Regions from separate parts of the Homo sapiens genome. Here region 1 is linked to region 2. The links are chromatin loops, found by intact Hi-C in ENCODE. Cell type or tissue: transverse colon. All regions are shown on one strand.

Region 1 (8,000 bases), 1.8 Mb before region 2:
TTTTCCTCTTTTCCTCAAAATTACCAGGAAAAGCCCGGGTGTGGTGGCTCACGCCTGTAATCCCAGCACTTTGGGAGGCTGAGGCAGGTGGATCACCTGAGTTCGGGAGCTCGAGACCAGCCTGGCCAACATGGTGAAACCCCGTCTCTACTAAAAATACAAAAATTAGCCAGGCATGGTGACAGGCACCTGTAATCCCAGCTACTCAGGAAGCTGAGACAGGAGAATCGCTTGAACCCAGGAGGTGGAGATTGCAGTGAGCCGAGATTGTGCCATTGCACTCCATCCAGCCTGGGCAACAAAGTGAGACTCCGTCTCAAAAATAAATAAATAAATAAATAAAATTACCAGGACAATGCTATTTGTATATGATAAAATATACAAATTTTTGGATAGTGTTTATTTTAAGCAAATGGAAACTACAAGATTAGTATACAAATGAGTGCTAATGTTCTAGACCTGTTCACTTTAGTACAGTAGCTACTAGCCACATGTGGCTATTTAAATGTAAACTAAATAAAATGTAAAATTCAGTTCCTCAATCACGAGGAACCAATGTGGCTAATGCCTATTTTATTGGACAGCGACAGATATAGACATTTTCATCAATGCAGAAAATTTTAATGGGCAGTGCTGATTTAGAGAAATTGAAAAGCATTTCCTCTAGTCAAATCAATTTGTATTAAATCAGTATTTTGTTATATATCTATAATTACATTCCAACTGTTTCATACATAAAAAAAGATATATATAATTTTCCAAATTTTTATTGTTTCCTGAATTCATATAAGTCAGTTTTTCAGAATTTTTATAAGGTTTGAAAATAATATAGATCTGCTTTCCTGCATGTTCTTTGAAACCCTATGAACCTGAATTCATATAAATTCCTCTAAATTAAAGAAAATATATGCTTACTCTAATATAACCCTCTATTTAGTCATTTGAAAACATAATTTAAGTGTAAATGTATGATTTTATGCAGGTTTGCAGACCGGGGACACAGTGTAGTTGGTGTGGAAATCAGTGAACTTGGGATACAAGAATTTTTTACAGAGCAGAATCTTTCTTACTCAGAAGAACCAATCACCGAAATTCCTGGAACCAAAGTATTTAAGGTTTGTTTTGATTTGGGTAAATAATTGTATCCATATCCCCACAAAAGTTTTTCTCAGTGTGAGTATTATGAGGATACCATTCATGTGTCCGATGGTTCCTATTTAGCACGCAGATTCACTGTAGATACTATATAGTATAAGAAGCAAGGGCTTAAAAATATAGGTGATAGCTACCTAAATAGGTATAGACATATGTATATAAAAGCTGAGGTCAAAGCCTCTCTGTACTCAAGCTTTTAGGCTTGTTTTATTTTTATTAACACGCATTTTCTGAGAACCCATCATGTGCCAGACCCTGCCTAAGACATTGAAGAGATAAAGATAACACAGCACACCCCCCTCACTCCCACCCCTAAAGAATCTCTTAGTTTAGGAGAGAAGAGAAACAGGGACAAAGCTATTTGTAATGCATGGAGCTAAGTGTAAAGACACAGGGTATTAAGGGAAGAGATGGGAGTTACCTGCCCAACCTGGCGGTGCTTCCTGAAGCATGGTGACAGATAGAGCTGGAATCAGGCAGGGCCTGGGTCCATGGTCTTGGACACCTCGGGAAGATACTACTTAAATCACCCATGAGGCCTCATAGGAAGTGATTTGAAGGGAAGTAGCCTCCTGGCAGAGAGACAGGAGGCTATGGCAGTGGTCCAGGAAAGACATCATGAATCCCTGAGCAAGGAGAGTGATGGGGCATAGAGAGTGGTTAGGATGGATTAAAGCAACATTTACGATAGACCCGCAGGATTCTGTGACCGAATGAGGACCAAAGGAGCGATGAGTTCACATTTCTGGCTCAGATGACTGGCTGGATGGTCAAGAATAAATGAGAAGGGCAGAAAGAATGAATCTTTTTCTAGAGATGATGAGTTTAAGGGACCTGTGGAGTGGTGAAGGTTTTATGTCTGAAGCATGGAGTGAGGTTTGGGCTCAAAATGATAGGTTTGGGAGTGGTCTTTATGCTGTGAGCAGAATGAGCCAGTGTAAATAAACAAACACTACCCAAGTGGGAACAAGCAGAGAGAATCTGGCAGAGACTCAAAGGCAGGCAGAGGAGTGGGGAAGCTTAAAAGTGGACAAAAGTAAAAGCTCCCGGCATGTGCTGTTGCGAGGCTGTTGGCACAGGGAAGCTGGAGGTGGGCAACTAGGAACGGGGCATCCTATGTGATTGGTTTGGGGAGCATGTTTGCCTTTCTCTGGCTGATCCTAAATTGGAAGAAGTGTGGTAGTAAAAATCAGGGAAGCTGGCAGTCATTGACCAAGTCACTGCAGAGGTTGTGAAGTGGCTACCTTGTCTGGGGTAAATTCCCCAGGTTCGTCGTCTTGTGCCAGGAAAATTTAGGACAGAGACACACATGAGGAGTTCAGGAGTGGAGGTTTAATAGGCAAAAAAAAAAGAGAAAGAGAAAATAAAACAGCTCTCTCTTTAGTGAGAGAGAGGGGACTTCCGAGAGGAAAAAACCTGCCAGGTGTAGAAGCGCCGGATTTTATAGTGCAGCCTGAGGAGTCAGTGTCTGATTTACATAGGGCTCACAGATTGGTTTGATCAAGTGTGATGTTTACATAACGTGCTGGGAAGGCTGGTCGCCCCACCCTAATCTTATTATGCAAATGAACTCTTCCCTTCGCTGGCACCATGTTGTCTGCTTCTTACTCTACAGGTGGCTGACAGAGAAGGGAAGATAGAGCCACCATTTTGAACATGATTGGCACAAACTGCCGGCATCTATGTCTGCAGCTCGATTTTATAGGCTGCTCTTTGTTAGAAAGGAAAAATGATTTGAGGCTGCTTTTCATTAAGAGGAAAACCTTCCGTATCCTCCCTATCTGCCTTAGTAATTTCTTCTTAACTCCTGAATCAGTTGTGGGGTCAGAGTTGTATTGTCATATAGGATCTATTGTCCATCTGTATATTCAGTGTCTCACAAAGTACTCTTTTCTAAATATTGAAATTAATTGCTCAGCTGGGCATGGTGGCTCATGCCTGTAATCCCAGCACTTTGGGTGGCCAAGGTGGGTGGATCACTTGAGGTCAGGAGTTCAGGACCAGCATGGCCAACATGGCGAAACCCCATCTCTACTAAAAATGCAAAAATTAGCTGGCTGTGGTGGTGCATACCTATAATCCTAGCTACTCTGGAGGCTGAGGCAGGAGAATCGCTTGAACCTGGGAGGTGGAGGTTGCAGCGAGCCAAGATCGCACCACTGCACTCCAGCCTGGGCAAGAGAGTAAGACTCTGTCTCAAAAAAAAAAAAAAAAAATTGTTGCTCAGATCAGTAGGAAGCTTGATGGTATTTTTTATTTCACATCTTCCTCCCACCTCATTCTCAAAGCATTAAAGAATCCAAGGAGTTTACTCAGTCCAAAAAGGGCTAGTCCTGCTTCCAGGCCCCTCTTGGAGCAGCAGTTCCCCGCCCAGGCTGCACATTTGAAATCATCTCTGGATCTTATAAAAATTCCCAATCCAAAGGTCTTACCCCAGGCCAATTATATCAGAATCTATAGGGGTAGGGCCCTGGCATCAGTACTGTTTAAAGCTCCCCTTGATTCCAATCTGCAGGCAAAGTTGAGATCCAGCTGTTCTCCTGCCTCCAGGCCCACCCATCTCTGGGCTGACCCAGTGATCCCAGGCTGGTTGTCAAAGACCCTTCCTCCTCTACTTGTAAACCTGTGTGGGGACCTCATTTCAGAATAAAATCTAGCAGTCTTGTGTGCTGACACACCTTTCCTACACTGCCCTTCACCCCAGCTCCCAGGATCCTAAAGTCTATGTTATATTGCCCCCTCTTGGAGTGTGCCCCCAGTCCACACCCTAGAGTGTCACCCTTTCAAAAGTCACCTCTTTTTTTGTTTTATTCTCTTGATTTTTGTTGTTGTTGTTTATTTTTTAGGATTATTTTGCTCCAAGTGTTTGTTTTTGAGACAGGGTCTTACTCTCACACAGGCTGGAGGGCAGTGGCACAATCACAGCTCACTGCAGCCTTGACCTCCCAGGCTCAAGTGACCCTCGCATGTCAGCCTCCCAGGTAGCTGGAACTACAGGTGTGTGCCACCACACCCATCTAATTTTTTCTGTAGAGTTGGAGTTTTGCCATGTTGCCCAGGCTGGTCTCATACTCCTGGGCTCAAGCGATCTGCCTGCTTCAGCCTCCCAAAGTGCTGGAATTACAGGTGTAAGCTGCCACACCTGGCCAAAAGTCACCTTTTGTTTAGTCTCCCTGATGCTCCCAGGCAGGCCCCTGCTCTGCCTTCTGTGTTCACATAGTTCGCAGGCACAGAACCACAACAGAGCAGGCCATTCTGGATTGTAATGTTCTCTGTGCCCACGCTTCTCTGCTCTAGTCTGTCCTCACTGTGGTCAGAGACTGTGTCGAATTCAAATCTACTGTCAAGAACCCAGGATAGATGTCTTGTCTATTAGGTACTCAGCAAATAAATGCTCATTGGCTGAATGAATGAGCAAAAATGGAAGAATCAGCACAATTGCACATTTCTGGAATAACTTAAAATACCTGACTTTTCAGTACCACCCTGCCTGATAATTGGTTGACCTGCAGATTTATCTTTAGCAGAGTAAAAATATCACTCTGCTCGAGGAAACATTGTTAGAATTTTATAGCAAGCTCTGAAGTGAGTAACAGCCAACTGATCTTCAAAGTTGTCCTCTGTGATATTCCTCTGAGTTGGCCCAAAAGAACCTCGCACAGGTTTTAAAAGAAAAAAATAAGGTGCCAATAAAGTGCAGTAAAATTATTTACTTTAATTATGTTTAATTAACACATTCTTTCCCTAGAACTTTTGCTTTGCTTGGCCCTCTTTCCTTGACTATTCAAGTACTTACTAAGTAAAAAAAAAAAATTTTTTTTTCATTATTTCATTACAGAGTTCTTCGGGGAACATTTCATTGTACTGTTGCAGTATTTTTGATCTTCCCAGGTAGGTTGAATACTACATCTGCACTTTAAAAAATTTGAATGCTTGCCAGGCAGTGCAGGCATGGGAGTGGAGGTGTCTTCCTCACTCTCTTCCTCCTGTGTAACATCCACAAAGCATTTTTTTGAATGTCTGTTCTGCAGATATTTTTATTACACACTCGTCTGCACACTTTAATGTGTTTTGTCTTTGGTTAGCTCCCAAACTATGGGAAACTGAGGCAGCTAGGGAAAAAGAAAGGTGAGTAAGACAGTGTCTTCTACCTTGCACCTGGGCCTGTAATAGAAATGAATTTCAAGTAGCCAAGGGAGATAAGAGCTCATCTCCTGAAAGTCCCTGATACCTGAGCCAGAGGCTGGGGGCAGAGTTGTTGCACACTGTCCTTTGTTCCTTCTTCATGTCCCCAAATCATAACAGAGTGGGGAGGCTGCTGCCACAGGCTCCTAAAACCATGAGGGGATGGACAGCTCTCCACACCCAGGTCCACACATTCCTCTAGGAGGAAACGCAGACGTGAGATCCTAATACCTTGACGATTGTTGAAGTACCAGCATGCACCATGGGGGACGCTGCTCATCTTCTTAAAGATTTGATTTTTCTCCCATAAAATGTTTTTTCTCTTTCTGGTAGGACAAATATTGGCAAATTTGACATGATTTGGGATAGAGGAGCATTAGTTGCCATCAATCCAGGTGATCGCAAATGGTAAGTAATTTTTCTTTTTTTGTTTAGCTGTCTTAATTTTTTAGTATACTATACTTTTTCTGGGTTCTAGAAAATCAGCTTAGACTTCTATGAGTTTGAAATAGGTTATTATGTTTGGAATTTATAAAAACCTAAATCCAATACTAGCTTTGTCTAAAAAGTATAGGATTTGACTACAGAGACCTGGGTGTAAGGCTATAAGGCTTGTGGCTCAATCACTTTCAAGCTGTGTGGCCTTGGTCCAAGTATTCAACTTCTCTAAGCTTTGGTTTACTCCTGCAAAATGGGAATATTTCTGTAATACTAACACAATCATCACCACCTCCACTAATATTACCAGGTAATACTTACTGGTCACTTGCCTATTCCAGGTATTGTTCAAAATACTTTATGTGGGCTGGGTATGGTGGATCATACATGTAATCCCAGCACTGTGGGAGGCCAAAGCAGGAGGATTACTTGAGCCCAGGAGTTTGAGACCAGTCTGGGCAACAAAGCAAGACGCCACCTCTACAAAATATTTTTAAAATTATCCGACCGTGGTGGTATGTGCTTGTAGTCCCAGCTACTTGGGAGGCTGAGGCAGGAGGGTGAGCCCAGAAGTTCAAAGCTGCAGTGAGCTATGATCGTACCACTGCACTTCAACCTGAATGACAGAGCAAGACCTTGTCTGTAAAATATTTAAAAAAAAAAAAAAACAAAAAAATCAAAATATTTCATGTGGTTTAACATTTAATTCTGTAAGGTATAAGCTACTATTCCATTATACAGATGAGGAAACTGAGGTCAAAGAGATTAAGTTACTTGTCCAAAGTTAAGCAGCTGGTATGTGACAGAGTTGAGATTCAAAACCAGAGTGTTTGGCTTTGAAGTCCATACTTGTGGCCGGGTGTGGTGGCTCACGCCTGTAATCCTAGCACTTTGGGAGGCCAAGGTGGGCGGATCGCCTGAGGTCAGGAGTTCGAGACCAGCCTGGCCAACATGGTGAAACCCCATCTCTACTAAAAATACAAAAATCAGCCCAATGTGGTGGCCTGTAATCCCAGCTACTCAGGAGGCTGTGGCAGGAGAATCACTTGAACCCAGGAGGCAGAGGTTGCAGTGAGCCAAGATGGCGCCATTGCACTCCAGCCTGGACGACAAGAGCGACCCTCCATTTCAAAAAAATGAAATAAAATAAAGTCCACACTCATGATCCCTTTGTTAGACTACCTCAAAGGATTTTTGTGGGAATTGAAAGAAATGAAATATGTAGGAAATACCTTGTCATCTCTAAAGAACTGTATAAATGAGAGCTGTTATTATTGAAGCATTGTTATTGATGTTTTTGATGACCATTCTTATTATACCGAGTCTTGTTAGAAAATAAAATTAAAATATGAGTGAGGAAGCATACTGAGTAAAATGTGACCACATCTGTATACTCTTTCAATTAAAATAATGTCATTTATGTGCTTACTTGGATATAGCATGGAAATATTGAATTACTTAGTTGTATGGAGCAGACTCATCACTTGGCCAAAAAGGAGGCTGGGCGCAGTGGCTCACGCCTGTAATCCCAGCACTTTAGGAGGCTGAAGTGGGTGGATCATGAGGTCAGGAGTTCGAGACCAGCCTGGCCAACACAGTGAAACCCTATCTCTATAAAAATACAAAAATTAGCTGGGCTTGGTGGCGCACACCTGTAGCCCCAGCTACTTGGGAGGCTGAGGCAGGAGAATTGCTTGAACCCGGCAGGTGGAGGTTGCAGTGAGCCGAGATTGTGCCACGGCACTCCAGCCTGGGCAACGGAGTGAGATTTCATCTAAAAAAACAAACAAACAACCAAAAAAAAAACAGGTTAGGCTCCACATCAGTGAAATAAGATTTTTATTTTTAAAAATTGTTTCATCAGTAAGGCTTACTGCCAAACCTAATCTTTTTAAATTAGACCATGCCGCATCTTAATTTTCATGCTCCTGTTTCCCTCTTTTTCTCACTGCTCCTCCTTTATCTCTTTTCCAGAACTCCCATCCTCCTTGCATGCCTAAAAGTCGTGATTCCCCAAGGGACCACCATCCTCAGCCTTATGCTCTCACCCAAAAATTGCCAATATTTGTCCTACCAGAAAGAAAAAAAAATTTTATGAGAGAAAAATCAAATCTTTTTTTTCGAGACAGAGTTTCGCTCTTGTTGCCCAGGCTGGAGTGCAATGGCACTATCTCGGCTCACCGCAACCTCTGCCTGCCAGGTTCAAGCGAATCTCCTGCCTC
Region 2 (8,000 bases):
TCACCGTGTTAGCCAGGATGGTCTTGATCTCCTGACCTTGTGATCTGCGCGCCTCAGCCTCCCAAAGTGCTGGGATTACAGGCGTGAGCCAACGCGCCCAGCCATGACATACTTATTTTTAAAAATTTTTGACTGGTGACAAAATATGCATAATATGAAATTTACCATCTTAATCATTTTTACGTGCACGGTTAAGTGGCACATTCTTGTTCAACCATCACCACCATCTGTCTCCAGAATGTTTCCATCATACCAAACTGAAATTCTGGAACCGTTAAACAACTCCCATTGCCCCGTCCTCCCAGCTCCTGCTAACGCCTGTTCTACGCTCTCTCCAAATTTGACTATTCTAGATTCCTCATAGAAGGGGAATCATATGATATTGTTCTTTTGTGTCTGGCTTCTTTCACTTAGCATAATGTTTGAAGATTTATCAATGTCATAGCATGTAACAGAATGTCATTCCTTTGTAAGGAGAGGGGGATGAATAATAGCTCGTCATAAGGATATACCACATTTTTAAAGTTTATTCATCTGTTGATGATCATTGGGTTGTTGACACCTTTTGGCTCGTGTGCACAATGCTGCTATGAACACGGGTGTGGAATATCTGAGTCCCTGCTTTCAGTGCTTTGTGGTAGATATCCAGACGTGGAATTGCTGAGTCATGTGGTAATTCTGTATTTCACATTTTGAGGAACTGCCAAAATGTTTTCCATGCAGCTGCATCATTTTACGTTCCCACCAACGATGCACATAGGTTCTCGTTTCCCCATCTCCACCAACACTTGCTATTTTCCATTTTTGTTTTGTTTTTTTTTTTAAAAAAAAGAATATAATGTCCATCTTAATGAGTGTGAAGTGGTGTCTCATTGTGGACATAGCATATAATTTTAAGTATGATTAAAGGAGGTTAGAACACGACTTTTGTGTTGGCAAAGTGGGGAAAAGGATTGGCTGCTGTAATTAAAATCACTGAGACAGGCCGGGCTCAGTGGCTCACGCCTGTAATCCCAGCACGTTGGGAGGCCAAGGTAGGTGGATCGCTCAGGTCAGGAGTTTGAGACCAGCCTGGCCAACATGGTAAAACCCCGTCTCTACCAAAAATAAAAATAAAAATAACATAGCCAGGTGTGGTGGCAGGCACCTGTAATCCCAACTACTTGGGAGGCTGAGGCAGGAGAATCACTTGAACCTGGGAGGTGCAGTGAGCCGAGACTGCACCCATTGCACACCAGCCTGGGTGACAGAGCGAGACTCCGTCTCAAAAAAAAAAAAAAAAAAAAAATCACTGAGACATACTGCCAAGGACAGATGGAGTTAGGGGGCTTAAAGATCCTCTATACCAGCCGGGTGCGGTGGCTCACGCCTATAATCCCAGTACTTTGGGAGGCCGAGGCAGGCAGATCAAGAGGTCAGGAGATCAAGACCATCCTGGCTAACACGGTGAAACCCCATCTCTACTAAAAATACAAAAAAATTAGCCAGGCGTGGTGGTGGGTGCCTGTAGTCCCAGCCACTCGGGAGGCTGAGGCAGGAGAATGGTGTGAACCCGGGAGGTGGAGCTTGCAGTGAGCCGAGATCACGCCACTGCATTCCAGCCTGGGGGACAGAGCGAGACTCTGTCTCAAAAAAAAAAAAAAAAAAAAAATCCTCTATACCAGAGGTTCTCACCTCTGGCTGCAAATTAGAATCCCCTGGTGCATTTCCTAAAATGCCAGTGGTGGTCCCAACATCTAGGGATTCTTATTCAGTTGGTCTGGGGTAGATCTGGACATTATGTTTTTAAAAGCTCCCTGGGTGAGTCTGATGTGCCGTCAGCATTGATTTCTTATTCTGCAGGTGAGAGAGTATGGCCCTAGTACTAAGGCTGCAAGGGTTCTGGTCTCTCAGCCAGAGCTGCTGCCACTGATACACCATTATTCAGCATGACCACAAACACAGTGAAACCAGTAGTGTCCCAGGTACATGTGCATCCTCCTTTGTATTGTGGAGGAAATATGTCCCCAAAATCTGCAGAGCCAAGTGCGGGAGCCAACTCCTCCATTTGGTCTGTTGGGATGTTCAGTATTCTATGGTAGATTTCTAGTAAGTCAATTTCACTCAGTGGGCTGAGGATATTAAGACACCGGAAGTTAGCTGATGTGTTCCCCCATTGCTCCAACACTTTGAACTCTGTACCCCAAAAATTGATCCACTCAGTGCTTCTTACATGTATGTGCCATTGGGGAGATTTCCACAGGGAGGCTTTCTCTGAGCCTTTGGCCCTGGTGACATTACACTGAGTAATATATATCCCTGTTCCTTTCTGTACCACCCATCTGCCTGTTCCCTGGCCACAGTTTGGGGTATACCAATTTAGATTAACCTAATTATTGTTTCACAAGGCATTCTTATCACTGAACGCTGATGGATGTTACTTCAACGTTGTTATATTTTATTACTTGGCCTATTTAAGTGTATAACCATCACTAGCTATAAGAAGGTGACCAACTACAACGTTAGAGAGAGCAGTGCCTGCACCACGAATTGCAAGTTCAGGGGGTTTCCCAGACCACCCTCCGTTTTGATAATTCAGTAAAAGGACTCACAGAACTCACTGAAAGCTGTTCTACTCATACTTATTACAGGGAAAGGATACAAGTTAAACTTAGCCAGGGTAAGAGGCATATAGGAGAGGTCTAGAGGGGTCCAGACATGGGGCTTCTGTTGCCCTCTGCCCATGAAGTGATGAACAGCATTACCTCCTCCCAGCCATGATGTGAAGAATCACCAACCAGGGAAGCTCACGCGAACCTCAGCATCTAGAGTTTTTATTGGAGCTCAATTGCTACTGTCCTCATGACTGACCTCTAGTCCCTAGGCCCTCCTGGAGATCAGGCAAATATCTTTCATTATTAGTTCCTCTGAGGTTGGAACGTATACCTCATGGCCCAAAGCCCCCATCATAAATCACATTGTTACTCCATCCAGTGGCCAATAAACATACTTCTGTGAGGCAGGACATTCCAGAGGCCGAGAGATCACCTCCCCACAGGTGGGGGCAAAGGCCAGACCTGAGTTTGGGTGAGGTTAAATTCTTCATGGTCAGGCGCGGTGGCTCATACCTGTAATCCCAGCACTTTGGGAGGCCGAGGTGGGCAGACCGCGAAGTCAAGAGATCGAGACCATCCTGGCCAACATGGTGAAACCCTGTCTCTACTAAAAATACAAAAATTAGCTGGGCATGGTGGCATGCGCCTGTAGTCCCAGCTTCTTGGAAGGCTGAGGCAGGAGAATCGCTTGAACCCAGGAGGCAGAGGTTGCAGTGAGCCGAGATCACGCCACTGCACTACAGCATGGTGACAGAGTGAGACTCCGTCTCAAAAAAGAAAAAAAATTCTTCACTACACACTAATGACCCACTACACAACCCAAGAACTAGATCCCAAGTTTTCATATTAGGATTTTTTGTGTGTTGTTTCTGCCCTTTTTTAGCCATGTAATCTTAGGCAAGTGACTTACACTCTGAGCTTCAATGTCCTTGTCTTTGAAATGGGGTGATCATATGCTAGTTGTTATTTATATGTAAAGCATTGCTGTAGCCTGCACAAATTAAGCATCGTGACTTGTCCTGCCTGCTGTGCCTTAGAGAGCCTGGGTCCCGGGAGGTCTTGGGGTCTTTGCAGTTGAGAGCATTGAATTGTGCAGTGTCTCAGTGACTGAAACCACCATAGAAGGTAAGCCAGTGTGTGACACCTGGAGGAACAGCTGGTTAGTTTATGAATTATCTGGAGGCATTGGCTTTGCTTTCATTCAGCCACACCAAGGACAGTGAATAGTTTTAAGACTCTCCCAGAGTACCTCAGTTCCCACGAGACCTTTTTCCTGACTTGATGGAGAGTTTTATGTTCTCTGTTGTAGACTGGGGCTGTCTAATGTCCTGGAAACCCAGCCCCCTGGTGGCTGGCAGGATCCAGCCTAGGCCTCCTGGAGCAGTTGCTGGCGCTTTGCATCGTGTTGTGTGGTGAAGCTCGTGAGTGTGTGTGCGGGTAGACAGCTGGCAGCCTTCCCTGCGGGATGTGGAAGGAGGATTCTGCATTTCCCCACCATGCGTCTTGGGAATTACTCATCCAAAAAGTATTGTGGAAAAGCAGGCAGAGTGAAACACGGAGGCATTGCACTTAACCCTTCCCTGGAAATGCCATCCTTGAGTTTAGCGTCTGAGCTTTCTGTTTATTCTGCTTGTGTGCTGAATTGCCTTCCTTCTTGTTGGTGTGCATAGGGGTCTGCACATTGGGCACTTATAAATATTATCCCACCTATCAAGTGAAGAAAAAAATGAACTCTCAAACACCCATCACTTCCTCTTTTTCTATCACAGATGTGAGGAAAAAACAGATGTTTGAAAGAATTGATAGTTTGAAGGTGTTGTATTGATTACATCATGGCCAGGAGAGATGAGCAACAGATAAGTGTGGGTGATCACTGAGAATTCATGAGGAAATGTTTATTGAATTATAACTACGATGGCGACCATGTACTGAGTGTGTGTTATACTAGGCACTGTGCATGTTAATTCTTCCCCATTTTAAAGGCAGAGATTACAACTTTACACATTGTTGAAATGAAATTTTTGCCTCATTAAACTTGGGCACATGTATAATCGCAAGTAAAATTAAAATTATTATTTTGAGATGGAGTCTCGCTCTGTCGCCCAGGCTGGAGTGCAGTGGTGTGATCTCGGCTCACTGCAACCTCCGCCTCCTGGGTTCAAGCGATTCTCCTGCCTTAGCCTCCCTCGTAGCTGGGACTACAGGCGCCTGCCACCACGCCTGGCTCATTTTTTGTATTTTTAGTAGAGACAGGATTTCACTGTGTTATCCAGGATGGTCTCAATCTCCTGACCTCGCAATCCGCCCGCCTCAGCCTCCTAAAGTGCTGGGTTTGCAGGCATGAGCCACCACGCCCGGCCAAAATTATATTTTTAAAAATGGATAACATAGGTGGTTTGGGGTAAAGCCAAGGTTTGAACCTGTTCTCTACCTTACGGCGTAGCCCACTCTAACTACAATTCTGTGTGTCCTTAGTAGTAATAGCAGTGGAATATTATTGATCTATTATCATCATTGTTAGTAATAATAATATTAATATTTATCTTGATATTCTAAATAGGACAGTGGATGTGAATGCTTCATGCATCGGGTAGTGAGATCTATCACAGTGGTGGTAAGAAACATTCAAGTGAGAGTCAAAGTGACAGGTTCTCATCCTCCTGACCCCAGTTCTTACTGTGTTACCTTGGCCAATACTTTTCATCTTCTTGCATCAGTCCTTGAAATAAGATAATGAAGAGGGCTCACTTCCTCTCACTTTGAAACAAGTTAGTCTGGACTGGGATGAGAACCACTAACTCCAGGCAGCGTGGAAAGCATCTGTGTAACTGTTCCCAGCCTTCAACCAGAGTGGTGGATAAACAGAAACGTGGGTGCCCCCGGGTAGCTAACCTGGAATGCACTACGCTTTAAAGCAAAAAAGTATTTGCTTCTGTATTGAATCAGGAAAGGTCTTGACAGAAAGGCATTTCCAGCTTTTCTTAAAAACTCCAACTCAACCTCTGTCAGACAATTCATTTGGGACCAGCTTGGATCCAGATGGTTATTTTTCCATCTTGAGCCTTTCCAGGAATTCCGGCATGGGCAGGCCGCCAGAGACACTGGCTACACAGCCACTGCAGCGCGTTTTCCATGTGAGCCGGCTTCTAGGGATGGCCCAGCCAAGCTGTGGCCCCGCCCCTCCTCCTTCCTCATCCAGGCTGATCCTCCAGCTCTCACGGACATGTGCCATGAGCCACGCAGGGGGACCCCAGCCACATGGCCGATGTCCTGATGTTTCCAGGGGTGGCAGAGCTCACTAACTGCACCCCCAGAACTGTCATCTGCTCACTACGAATAGCAATGGCAGAAGCCAGGAATCTAAGAATTGATGAAGCCTGGCCCTCCATTATGTGGACAGGTAGTAGCAAATCACTCAGCCCCACTTAGGGATAAGGGAGACAGCAACTTAACCACGTGCCAAGCAGACAAGTTCAGCAGAATGGCAGCCAGTGCAGCTGTGTGTCTTGAGGAATTCTTTCCAGCCTCCCCTTCAAGGCCCTTAATCAAAGAACAACTCCCCACTGGACGCAGAGCTACCCAAGCCAGCGACCACCCGAATGAGACTATTATTTTGGGTGGATTTAAATTTTTTAATCATTGCTTCAAGTATAGTCGTATCCATTGCCCAAAAAGTCTATAGATGCATGGGGTCAAAAAACACTACTATTCGTGGTGCTGATAATATAAGTAGTGGGGCTGCTTTTCTCCTGCCTTTGCTTGACCCACTGCAGTCCCAGCTGGCAGTGGTAGTGGCAGATTCCCCTGACCCAACCACCCCCAGGAAGGTCTTGCCTCAAAGAAAAGGAAAATGTGGTGTGTGCTGCTGGCTGCCACGGACTCAGGGGAGCCTGTGCCAGGTTGCAGGCTTGAACTTGCTTCTTGTGACACTAGAGGGAGAGAGCTTGTTTCAAAAGCATGTTAGTGCTCTCAGTTCCTCACGTCCGACCTGTGCCAGAGGCTCCTTCTGCAGTCTCACCACTCCTATGGCCTGGATCACAATTGGGTGGGTGGTCTTGAACTTGGCTGCTGAGCCTGAGGTCCCCTGCTTGCTTGCCTGGGAAATACAAACATCCTGACCTCTCTTCCTTGGTCACTGATCAGTCTCTTCCTTACTGAACGTCTCACCAGCTGCAGTTCTTGATTAGTCAACATGGTGCAGAGGTCCCCTAGACATCTTTTCCCCTACTTATCCCTGTGCATTCTGTCCCTTTTCTACATGAAAAATAAATAGGCATATTTGCTATGAGGCTGCCATCGCCATAGCCAGGAGGTGAGTGTAACCCGCATCATGGTTGGGTAGACTAAGAAAGTGATTTCCAGTGCTAGTTCTACCTCTGACTGTATGGCCTTGGGAAAACCTCAGTGTCCTTATCTGGAAAATGGAGATAATAATACAAACCTCACAAATTTGTTATGAAGAGTAAATGAGATATTTAAGTAAGGTTCTTGGCATGTATAATAAGTAATCAATAAATGGAAGATATTTGGATTGGTTTCTTAGGGCTGCCATAATAAATTACCAAAACATATCGTGGCTTAAAACAACAGAAAAGTATTCTCTAACACTCCTGGAGGCTTGAAGTCTAAAATTAAGGTGCTGGTGGAGCCATGTTCCCTTCATAGGCTCTAGGGGATAATCTTTCCTTGCTTCTTGCTGCTTCTAGTAGCTTCGGGTGATCCTTGGCTTGGGACTGCGTCATTCCAGTCTCTCTGCCTCTGCCTCCACAGGGCCTTTGCCTCTGTACATCTCACATCTTTCTCTGCCTTTCTCTTATAAGGACATTTGTCTTTGAATTGAGGGCCCACCTGGATCATCCAGCATGATCTCATTTCCAAATCCATAATTACATCTGCAAAGACCCTTTTTCCAAATAAAGCCATTCCCAGGTTCTGAGTGGGCATAACTTTTAGGGATCTACCATTCAACCCACTGTCCTTCCTTATTCATGATAAAAATTAAGATACATAAAATTATTTATTTTTTATGTCCTTAGGCCCTCGTGTGGACTCCTTCTAGCTTGGATTACGAGCTTTCATTTCTTGCTTTTTCTCTTCTCACTCACTACACTTCCGTGAAGAGCAAGATCCCATGTCCCAGGGGTGCAGAGCCGAGAAGGGAAACCCGAGCGCGTTGGGGCGAGGCTCTCAGACAGCATCTTCTACAAAGTTGTGCCAGGTCCCAGCTCGCCTCTCTGGTGGTTTCTGGCCTGGATGTCTCTAGACAGGGCCTTCAGTCCCCTTCAGGAGCCTCCTCATTTTGGGCCAAGAGGCCTGCCCCATGAAGCTCCACGCTTAGATAGACATGGAAGAGAAGGTCAATAGTCAGTTTCCACTGAGGACACAGCAAGAAGAAATTGTGACAGT

What was found. Peaks named below come from ENCODE experiments on the same cell type or tissue, not always from the same donor. Only the 100,000 strongest peaks of a DNase experiment are listed, where the experiment ranks them.
Region 1: it touches region 2 in a loop (18-fold over the local background); 2 of 110 quality-filtered maps call a loop at or near these places.

Annotation. Positions count from the first base shown.
Region 1 is chr6:18,136,711-18,144,710 of GRCh38, reverse strand. It overlaps TPMT (thiopurine S-methyltransferase), which reads left to right. Exons shown (of 9, transcript NM_000367.5): 4 at 983-1,115; 5 at 4,994-5,046; 6 at 5,674-5,748. Among named protein-coding and RNA genes, the nearest start is that of TPMT, 14 kb to the left of the region's middle. In transverse colon, no CTCF peak of the experiment used is centred here; a DNase peak (open chromatin) is centred at 4,340; H3K27ac peaks cover 1,389 bases.
Region 2 is chr6:16,335,166-16,343,165 of GRCh38, reverse strand. All of the region lies in intron 6 of ATXN1 (ataxin 1), which reads left to right. Among named protein-coding and RNA genes, the nearest start is that of GMPR, 100 kb to the right of the region's middle. In transverse colon, a CTCF peak has its summit at 3,973 (motif pointing left); DNase peaks (open chromatin) are centred at 4,015 and 5,725; H3K27ac peaks cover 4,880 bases.